Linked DNA regions of Homo sapiens: all the other regions are linked to region 3. A link is a contact called in ENCODE Hi-C or POLR2A ChIA-PET data. All regions are on one chromosome and are shown on one strand. Each heading gives the region's core, a stretch centred on a gene start or an enhancer-like site at or near the end of the contact. The rest is flanking DNA. Distances are from core to core; before and after follow the strand shown.

Region 1 (3,637 bases), core at 656-3,155, 270 kb after region 3:
CAGTGCTCAATCCCTGCCCACTGAGCGAATGGGTAGACAAGACACAAGGGTGCTGAGGCTCCTCCGGAGCACGTGCACTGAAAATACACCTACATTTCAGATTTCATTTTTCCAATGAATAATGTGCTGAAAACCATTCCCTAGGGGGAAGAAAAACTCACAAAGATTTTCTAAACAGTGAAAGCTACATTTCTCTGCCTTTTCAGATTTTGTGGTAGACTGCAGAATAACAAAGTTTGTGAAAGCCCAGGAAATGGGCATCACTTCCAATTTTGCTTACTTTGATAGGACTCTGCAGTCGGAACCTGGAAATGCTGCAGGTTTGAAGACACAGAACTTGGTGGGTTCTCCTCTGTGTCTGTTCCATTCCCCACCCCCTGATATAATGCAATCGACTTCATGATGAGATGAAATGAGAAAAATGAAACGAAGCAGCAAATCCTTCAAGCACCACCTTCATGCTGTAACTGTAAATAGTCTGTTGAGTTCCAGCAGCCCCACTCGTTACACTAAGGCATCTATGCTGTACCCTCATTTCTCCTCTAGGCTTCTGGGCCTCTGGGGAGGAGCCAGGGGGTCATTAATAAAGGGGGAGTGAAGAGGTCCCAGTGAGGAAAACCTTGCCTCCCCCCATGACACACAGCAGACACCAGCAGGCCCTGTCTGTAGGCATGCCTTCTCATCTACTGGAAACATACCGTAAGACCGCGAGGACAAAGCCACTCCTGGGAAATGGAAGCCAGTGGTCACCCCGAATCATGACAAGCCCACATGCTGTCACATGGAACAGCCCGCCCCTCCCCCATCCACCGGAAGAGCAAAGTGCCGAGTACCCCAGAAGCAGAGCACCTGATAAGGCCTGCAGGCTGTGCCAGAGCTTGGGAAGCCACGCCCGCCCTCTGAGCTCCTCGCCTGCACGACTGTTCCATCTCCCAGGCAGGCAGCGGTTTCTGATTTGTCGTCTCTATTAAAGAACAGGCTTGCTTTCTCCTGTGAGCCCATGCAATGAGAAATAATACTTTTGGTACCAACAGGGCTAAGATGTACCTACCCCTAATTGACACAATTCATCTCCACACAGCTTACAGACTAACTCTGTCATCATGCAATTCAGAAAAAATTATTTTTTGTCTTAGCAAGAGAATATATCGTAATTTAAATTTAACAATCATAACTAAATGTTCTGAAGACAATACTTTTCTTTCCAAAAGGCATGGATTATATGAGGATTGACCTCCACGGGGCTCGGTCCCATTAACTTGTATACTTGGGCTCATTAATAAATAATTCTGTCACTAAATTACCTGTCTTGTAAATTGGTTTGTACAGTTCTAAATAAATAATAGATAGTTCCCTATTATGAAACACAGTGGAGTTTTTAAAAGAAAAGCACAGCTTATAGAATAGTACTGCAATTTTATCCGGGAACAACTTTCTCCAGCTCACTTCATAGAAAGCCCTTGTTTTTCCTGTTGATTGCTGCAGCTGGAACAAGTTAGCTGGTTAGCAGAGTTGAGAATACTGCATTTAATCTCAGACAAGTATCTTGACTATCCATCAGTGGCCAAAAAAATCCTCAGCAACTATTAAATGGACAGTTAATATAATTGTATTTTAAAACACTGAGGTCATATTTAATTTTGAATTGAAACTCTTAAAACACGCTTTCTGGCAAGGATATAGAGTAATAAAACAACGTTAACTACAGAAAAAAATCTGAAACTCACATTATTAAAATAAATCTTTTTTCCAGAGTACTAATATTTGCAAGAAGTAGATTACAAGAAGCAGAAAACATTTGTACTTTTTCAACAAGTGTCGTCGCTGGCACTGAAACTCAGGGTTTTCAGTTTAAAGGATGAAATCATGCTGGAGGCCAGAGTTCAGATGCTGTCCCCCTCCCTTTCTCCTTTGAGCTGGCTGGTCTCCCGGCATCTTCTGTCTTCCTTCCAGGGTGCTCAAACTTGGTTCAGCTACACCCTCAGGTCTTCCAAGCAAAACTCTACCCAGCGAAGAATCCAATTATGTTCCAAAGCAGGAAAGAAAAGTAACTGGGGCTTGGAAAAGTCTCACAAGAACAAACAGGGGGGCTGGAGAGTTCTGAGAAGGGAAGGGGGAGAAAACATTTTAGCTTCGAAGCTAGCCAATTAAGATTCCCTTTAGGAAGCACCAATTTCTACTCAAAGAAGGCTGGCAAGTCCAATTTTGTATGCCTTTTTCCTCCTCTTCAAAAATCAATACAGCCCTCTGGGAGGCTGTCATGCTGCAGGCAGGCAGGTCTGTGGACCGTAAGCTCCATGCCTAGGCCAGGTCTCAGCCCTCCCAGGGGAAGGCAGGAGGTGGTGTCAGGATTTTCCAGCAAAACAATGCAGCATTTATTTCCAGGTGTTCTCTGACAGCCAGGACAAGGAAGAAGCCCCGGCATGCAAACCCCGGAGCCAGGGGTAGTGTTGCCAGGAGCCCTATGCCTTGATTTCACCCCCCAAACCCTTCAACTGGTACCTCAGAAGAGCAGAGGTGAAAGACAGGGAGCCTCCCGCTGAGAAGAGCTTCTGGGAACTCAAAGGCGCCATTCAACTAAGGCAACCAGCTTTATTTCCGTGGCACTTGATGCCCTGGGCTTCTCCCACCCCATCTTGGCAGCCAGCACGTCCTCTCCCTGCTGCCTGGACGTGGGGGCCACCCAGTCCCCAAGGACAGACTGTGGGCCTCAGGCCACCTCATTCTGAGCCACCTGCCCATGGGAACTGTGGAAACTGTCATCACTTTCAAAGTCTCACTTTTTTTTTTTTTCTTTTTAGATGGAATCTCACTCTGTCGCCCACGCTGCAGTGCAGCGGCATGATGTCGGCTCACTGCAACCTCCACCTCTCGGGTTCAAGTGATTCTCCTGCCTCAGCCTCCTGAGTAGCTGGTATTATAGGCGTGCGCCACCACACCCTGCTAATTTTTGTATCTTTAGTAAAGATGGGGTTTCACCATGTTGGTCAGTCTGGTCTCGAACTCCCGACCTTGTGATCTACCTGCCCCATCCTCCCAAAGTGCTGGGATTATAGGCCTGAGCCACCGCACCGGTCTCTCCTTCTCTTTTAAGCTCTGGTCCCAAACTGCTACCCGCTTCCCCAGCCAGGCCTCCCCCTGAGCAGACACACTGACCAAGAGAAGCCTCCACCTACTGCCTGGACATGCAAACCCTGCCGCAGCCCAAGGCCTTGGAGAGCTAGAGTTATGCTTCCGGCCAACGCTGAACCCTTCTTAGCTTAGACCGGGGTAACTTGGGGATCTTTTGAAAGGAAAGGATTCTTAGATGCTCAAGAAAATTCCAGTTTGAGAAACTTGAAAAAGGGGACTTCTTAAAAGAAAATACCTTTCAATTGCAAATTAATATTACAGAAGTGGCATTGACCTTTATAATAGTGAGATATTCATCTTTAAAAATGTTAACTGCAATGAAAACACTTCTTGGAAAAGTCTCCCAGACCCCACTGACGCCTGGAAATCCTCCACCTGTTTGTATTCGCATCAGTTCTCCTTTCCTGTGGTCCCAGGTTTGTTAACATGGACTTACACGACCATCAGACAGGTACAGGTACAAGAATAATCCATCAGAGATTAAAATCCTCTAGGCAATTCCATT
Region 2 (3,279 bases), core at 713-3,212, 420 kb after region 3:
GCTGTCTTGAGGAATTCACCAATCTCAAGGTGTGGAACAGCCCACTTCCCCGTCTGCCCCTGTCTGCCCCTGAGCTGGGCTTGGGCTGCAGGTGGGGCTGCACATTCTGGCCCCTCCCCACCCCATGCAGGGCCTGCCATCTGGTCTGACACGGAGCAGGGCACTCACACGTTTAGAGAATGAGCGAGTAAATGACAGAAGCTCACTGAATCCTAAATGTATTCACAATGTTTTTATCGCAAAAAGACCCACTTCCGTCACTTGTACAGCAACTGGAAATAAAAATTCTGGATGAATTTGCCACAAGACAATGCTTCAGTTCAATTCAAAAATTAAACTCATTTAACCTTTAACTCAATTTAAATTCTGAACTGATCAGCACGCAAGAGCTACCCTGTACATTAATATCAAGGAGCTGATCTAATTACTGATAAAATTTTACATTTAACAAACCAAGTATATTGTGAGAGTTTAGAGCTTAAATGACATGAACACTTTTAAAACAAAACTGAAAACTATTCATTAGTTGCAGCCAGTTTAAATATCAGAAAATCTTACAGATATAGGAAGAATAAAAAAGCATTCCAGAAATCAAATTCCAGAGTATGAGAGGTGTGTGTTGGTGGTCGTAGAGGCCAGACGGTTGTGCTTTTGCAAAAGCAGAGGGAGGCTGGCCCGAGATGCAATGGCATCCTGAGGATGGCATCCACAGACGTGGCCCTGGGTAACTGCCACCACCATTTTTGTTTCATCTCAGCTTTTTCTCCTCTAAAACAGCACATCACCGTCCAAGGAGCTCTAATACCAGCACGTATGCGAGCTCATGTCGTAACTTTACAATGACTCATGTGTACAGTAGGCGAGTGATATCACGAGGACAAATCCAGTGCTGAGCCTGAACTTCCAAATCCAACATTACCTGGAGGACACTCTATTTTTAAGACACTGGCACTCAGGCCCCCAGGACAATACTGACTTGAGTTCCCACTGACCAAATCCCAATCAGGATGGTCTCAGAGGCTCCCTCAACTGCAGGCAAGAGTCACAGAGGATTTCACAGGAGAACAGAAGTCACTCCCAGAGTGGCAGTCTCTACTGCAAGTTCAGCTAAGTAGAGGGAATACCCACTTCTTCCCTGAAGTCTTCCCCAGGACTTGTAACCCACCATCCCTCACCCCATCTCCATTTCTCTTATTGGTAAACGCACATTGATGCCAACAACTTCACAGAGGGGTCCCAAGGACGAAGTGCAGTGACGGAAGGACACCTCCTCCCACCAGGCCAGACAGACGAAGCAGGGGCTATTCCACAGGTGCCAGTCCCTCCGAGTCCTCACTTCCTTGACATCTGCCTGACCCCTGGCCACGCCGCCTCTTCTGGGAGAAACAGAGACTCCAGGAGGAAACAGAAATGGGCTCTGAGATGTTTCTGTGGGATACTGTCAGAAATCCCACACTTGGCGTTTCTCACAGGGGTTCATTGAACCTTATTTCCCATACAATGTGGACAAGCCTGTTCACCAGCTTTTCAAGACCACAACTAATTAGAAGCACCAAACTGCAATGAGGCGAGGGGACCGAGAGGCAGGCAATGCAAGCCCAGCGCAGACACAGGGCCTGGGGCCGGGGGCAGGGGTCCACAGGGCCAGACTCTCTGCAACAGAGGCTGATCAGCAGGAGGGGCGTGGCCCACCCACGCAACAGGGTAGTGAGGGCCAGGACCCAACTCCACAGGGCACCAGGGCCATCGAGAAAGGACACTGTCATCTTACCCAATCCCATCAGGGATGGCTGTTGCAAGATTATGAATCCTAGACAGGATACTGTGCACGGGGCTACACCCAAACCCCCACAAGCCTCTAAGCTGGGCCCAAGGCCATGCTGGGGCTTCCTGAGGGTGAAAGCCGCAGTCTGAAGACAACCTGGAAATACCAGGGATTTGAGCCAAGAAGTGACCTTCCTGAAACCTGAACAGACGCCGATGCTGGCTGTGGCGGCAACGTGCCTATCCGGTGGCTGCCACTTCCGGGATCTTTCCTCCCCTGGCCTGCACAGCATACAATGTAATTCTAGATGAGAACTGGATTGTGCCAAGGTTCCATGTTTCCTCCTCATGAAAACAGGGAAAGGATCTCTGTGGCCACATAAAGGAGAGAGGGGCATGATCTCCCCAGAAAAGCTGCCCTCCCTTCACAAACAGAGCCGAACAGAGGTGAAGCCCAATGACTCTTAAATGGAAACTTATTGTTAAGAGCAGGGGATTTAAGGGGTTTTATTTTAACATACCAGAGAGGCAGAAACATCCACCTCTCTCTGCCTGAAGTTAACCCATTTACCTGTTACTCTAAAGTGCTCTTTTACTCCAAATGTTGGAAACTTAAAAAATCTTTTGCTCTGACACTTTGGATCATATTCTGAACTCACCTATTTGTAGCTGTCATTCAACCATTCTTTTCTTCCTTCCAAGAAGTTCCTGGCAGACTTAAAATTAAATGAAATGAACAAGTTTGCTTCTGACTCACAGACACAGGCACACACGTTTGCCATCTCTGTCTCCTTGTAACACAGTTACAAAATTGACAGAAATAAAACTTTTGCATTGCTTTTTTTTTTCTTAGATGAGTCCAGCACATAAGGACCCTAAATCTCAGTGACACTTGTTTAAATACTATCCACCTGGCTGCCACCACTGTCTACTCTGCCCCCAGGTCAGCAAAGAACCAGCTGCAGGGAGAAAACATCAAGAGCACCGAAGCTGGTGAGGTTGCGCATTGTTTAGGTTTGATTTTCTAGATCAGAAACCATACAACAATTTCACAGTGAATCCCAGAACCTCGCTCTTCTGTGGCGAGGCAGCTCTGTCCTGGGGTGGATGGGCCAGTGCTCCACAGCCTGGGATTCTCCGCAGTGCTGTAGAGAGGAGCTCTGACCTGCCCTTTCAGCTGCCAATCAGAGGAGCACAGCAAACCTCATCATTCACGACTTGGAAGGCTCAGCCTGCAGAGCCCGTCTCCTATCACACAACGGCAGGGTTTTCACGCCATACCCTCACTTAAAAGCATATGTTATGCTGCTTCCCTTTATTTTACTAAGGTCCAAGAGCTGCCACCATCACGGGCTACGCTAACACCTCTGCAGGCCCCATGTGCAGCACTGTGTGTCCGGGGGCCAGCAGTCGGCCCCCATCGTACCCTCTCGTCACGGAACATAATTCATCACAAGGATCTGTGGAGCTGAAAAGAAACACCTTGGCTTCCTGTCTTGTCTTTTTAGCCATCAA
Region 3 (3,286 bases), core at 527-3,026:
AAGAAAGTGTTCCCTCCTACACCAGTGTCTGCCGAGAGTGGAAAGCGCTGGGCTTATTAGGAATACAGAAATTTTCTTTTAATTTATCATGAACAGTTTCCATACACTTTGATTTAAGGTTATTAACATTCTATAGACAGTGGCATCTTTAATATGTGGCTATCGCTTCTAAAGACTAATCTCATTACCCTCAAATAGTCATAAAATATGATTTTATTATACTTACGTATTTAATTAGACGGCCGGCACCGTAATGGATTTTGAGATGGGACTGGCGCAACAGCTTTGATAATTCACTTATCTTTGGCAATAGTCATTAACCCCCAACACCAGCAAAATAGATCTCTTTCCAACACATCTTTTTTCTCACTCCTTCCAAGAGGCGTGGGGGTCCCCAGACAACGTGAATCGGACTTCGACTTTCCCGATTAATTAAAATATTAACGTACACACGCTGCCAATTCACGGGAAAAGGGAGTGCTGCCCCAGACCCGGCGGGAGGAGGCTGCCCTGCAACACACTTGCGCCCTGCAATCTTTTTTTTTTTTTTCTTTTAATCAAAAGGGCCTGATTTCTCTTGGCAGGGAAGTGCCTAGGACAGTTCCTGGTCGTCCCCTGGGTCTCTGCTCCGTGTCGCGCAGACGTCCTTTGGGCGGGCCGCGCTCCTGGGCGCGGAGTCCCGGCTACAGGAGCTGGGCCGCGGGGCCCACAGTCTGCCCGCGCCCGGCTGCCCTCCCGATTCCTAGAAACCAGGTCGGGAAGCCGCGCGCCGCGCGCTCACCCGGGTCCGGCGGCTCCGAGGGCCGGGCCACAGCGCCCGCGGCGTCCGCTTGGTTTTTGGAGCAGTTGGCTCCAGGGCGGTCTGGCCACCGCGCAGGTCGCGCAGCCAGACACCCGGCTCCGGGTCGCCGGAGAGGCCGGGCGCGCTTCCCGTCGGCCCGGAGAGACCGGAGCCTTCTTTGTCACTCGCTGTGCGTAAGAACAGGCCAGGGGCCGGGGTCTGCCGCGGCCACCGGGGGAGAGGGAGCATCTGGCAGACCCTGCCTCCGACGTGATTCCCTGCCCGGCACTCGGCGGCCTCCGCCGGGGTAGGAAGCTTGGGGTACCTGGCGGGGCTCAGACCGGGACCGGCCGGCCCTGCAGCAGCCTTAGGTCTGCTTAGAAATCAGGCTGAGCTGCGCGTCCAGCCTTGGCCGGGGAGCCCTGGGCACCCCTCCTCCCAGTCCGTTGCCCGCTCCTCCCTCCGGCGCCCTCCCTGCGGTCGACCTGCCTCTTCCCACTTCTCCTTCGGGCGGCCCCAGGACAAGCTGCAGCCCCTTGCATTTATTGCATGCATCTGGGCAACTTGGGGCGCCTCAGCATTTTACAGCCCCCCGCCCCGCCCATCGTGTTCGACTGTGTGGCAGGTTTTGCAGGGAGGTATTAAGGGGCCAAACTGCAATTGTGCAGTGGCTGCGTTTGTTTCTTTTCAAGATTTATTTGGGCGAGTAGTAACTTCCTTGGCCGCGGCTGGACGCGAGGAGCCGCGGTGCGTGGCGGGGGGCGGCGGCGGCGCTCGGTGGCGCTCGGCGGCGGCGGGGCTCGCGGGGCTCGCGGGGCTCGGGCCGGCTCGCGGCGCCGTCAGGCAGTCAGTCGGCGAGCGCGGCGGCGGCGGCGGCGAGGGGCGCGGCGAGGGGCGGCCGCTCCCATATATGGCGCAGGCACCGCCCCCCGACGTCACCCTCTGACAGCGCCGCTCCCGGGGGCTTCGAGTTTTGGCTCCCGGGAAAGGGTCCATTCCTCGGGGAGAGAGGGCTGAGTTTTGTGCGCCTCCGTCCGCTGCGCGCGCCGCTCCAGGCCCCGCCGCGCCCCGCCTGCGCCCGGGACTGCGCCGCAGCACTCACTGCCCCGTTTATTTGTCTTTGGAGCAGGCGGGCCGCGCCAGAAGCGGGCGATCCCGCAGTGTCCTGCAGCCGCGGACGCCGCCTGGCTAGGATGACACCACGTTGAGCGCGCCTGCAAACAACAACAACAACAAGCGCCGCCGCGGCCACCGCGTCCTGCTCCTTCGAAGCGCCGCCGCCGCCGGTGGAGCCGCCTCCGCGCCCCTGGCCGTCCGGAGCGCCCGGCCGCTGGTGTATGTCGCGCCTGCCCGGGACGGGCTGAAGCCGGCGGCGGGGCCGGACCGCAGGCGCCGAGCAGGGCGAGGGCGGCCAGGGCAGCCGCCTGCCGCCAAGCCCCGAGCGCCGCTGCTCGAGGAAACGCTTTCGGCCGGGAGCTGCGGCCGCCGCCAGCAGTTTTCATGTTTGGGATTCAGGAGAATATTCCGCGCGGGGGGACGACCATGAAGGAGGAGCCGCTGGGCAGCGGCATGAACCCGGTGCGCTCGTGGATGCACACGGCGGGCGTGGTGGACGCCAACACGGCCGCCCAGAGGTACGTACCGGCCGCCCCCGCGCGCCCTGGCCCCGGCCCCGGCCCGGCCCGGCCCCCTCCGCCGGCCGGCGCCGCGCTCCTCACCGGGCCGCTGTCTCTTTCCTCCCGCAGCGGCGTGGGGCTGGCGCGGGCGCACTTCGAGAAGCAGCCGCCTTCCAACCTCCGGAAATCCAATTTCTTCCACTTCGTGCTGGCGCTCTACGATAGGCAGGGGCAGCCGGTGGAGATTGAAAGGACCGCTTTTGTGGACTTTGTGGAGAAAGAGAAAGTAAGTGCAAACACACGATCACACCCTCTCTCTTTCTAGAAGCGGGAGGCAGGCGGTGCCGGTGCGCGGGGGTTCGAGTGCCCCCCTAGGCGGCGGGCTCGGCTCCGCCAGGCCACCCCGCCGCCGCCACGTGCGGCCGCCCGGGACCGCCGAGGGCTGGGCAACTTCTCTGCGCCCTCGGACTTACTCGGGGCGAGGAGAACGCTGGGCTTCCAGCAGGAAAGTGACATCACCGCGCTGCTTCGAGCTAGGAATCCTGCCATGTGTGAGGCCGAGAGCCTCGGTCGCGGAGGGGGACCGAGCGTGGTGGCCGCGCCTGACACCGATCGCACTAAATGCAATTATTTATCGTTACTTTCAGGAGCCAAACAACGAGAAAACCAACAACGGCATCCACTATAAACTCCAGTTATTGTACAGCAACGGTAAGTGCCTGCTGCGTGCTCGCCGCCCCTGCAGCGGCTGGCTCTCCTTTTCTGCGCTGGTGAAAGGACATAAAGATTTGAGATTAAAATGACATGGATGTAAACACGAAATCTTCTCATGGCATAGAAGGAAAACAAAACATAAACGATCAATAAGTCGATGGCACTTCACATGATT

What was found. Hi-C counts contacts between places; a loop is a spot of excess contacts on that map. ChIA-PET counts read pairs that join two places held with the same protein, here RNA polymerase II (POLR2A). Pooled maps may share reads with other maps.
Region 1: a loop to region 3 is called in a map of vagina, with 2.4 times the contacts of the local background. The contact joins the enhancer-like site here to the promoter of EBF3 in region 3. A Hi-C loop is called at or near these places in 4 of 168 maps with a recorded cell type or tissue (aorta, heart left ventricle, right lobe of liver and 1 more) and 3 of 50 pooled maps.
Region 2: a loop to region 3 is called in a pooled map, with 2.0 times the contacts of the local background. The contact joins the enhancer-like site here to the promoter of EBF3 in region 3. A Hi-C loop is called at or near these places in 1 of 168 maps with a recorded cell type or tissue (cardiac septum) and 3 of 50 pooled maps. POLR2A ChIA-PET finds 5 or more read pairs at or near these places in 1 of 52 experiments (HEK293).

The regions. Positions count from the first base shown.
Region 1 is chr10:129,693,064-129,696,700 of GRCh38, reverse strand. All of the region lies in intron 2 of MGMT (O-6-methylguanine-DNA methyltransferase), which reads right to left. Among named protein-coding and RNA genes, the nearest start is that of MIR4297, 150 kb to the left of the region's middle. RefSeq lists an enhancer at 3,456-3,637. Within about 2 kb of position 1,905, at least 6 of the 41 ENCODE cell types and tissues checked have a DNase peak (open chromatin) inside an H3K27ac peak, as active enhancers do; they include right lobe of liver, where a contact is called at or near this core.
Region 2 is chr10:129,543,023-129,546,301 of GRCh38, reverse strand. All of the region lies in intron 2 of MGMT (O-6-methylguanine-DNA methyltransferase), which reads right to left. Among named protein-coding and RNA genes, the nearest start is that of MGMT, 77 kb to the right of the region's middle. RefSeq lists an enhancer at 1-21. Within about 2 kb of position 1,962, at least 3 of the 41 ENCODE cell types and tissues checked have a DNase peak (open chromatin) inside an H3K27ac peak, as active enhancers do.
Region 3 is chr10:129,962,764-129,966,049 of GRCh38, reverse strand. It overlaps EBF3 (EBF transcription factor 3), which reads left to right and starts at 1,776. Exons shown (of 17, transcript NM_001375380.1): 1 at 1,776-2,415; 2 at 2,527-2,683; 3 at 3,045-3,108. The coding sequence starts at 2,282. RefSeq lists an enhancer at 678-1,649.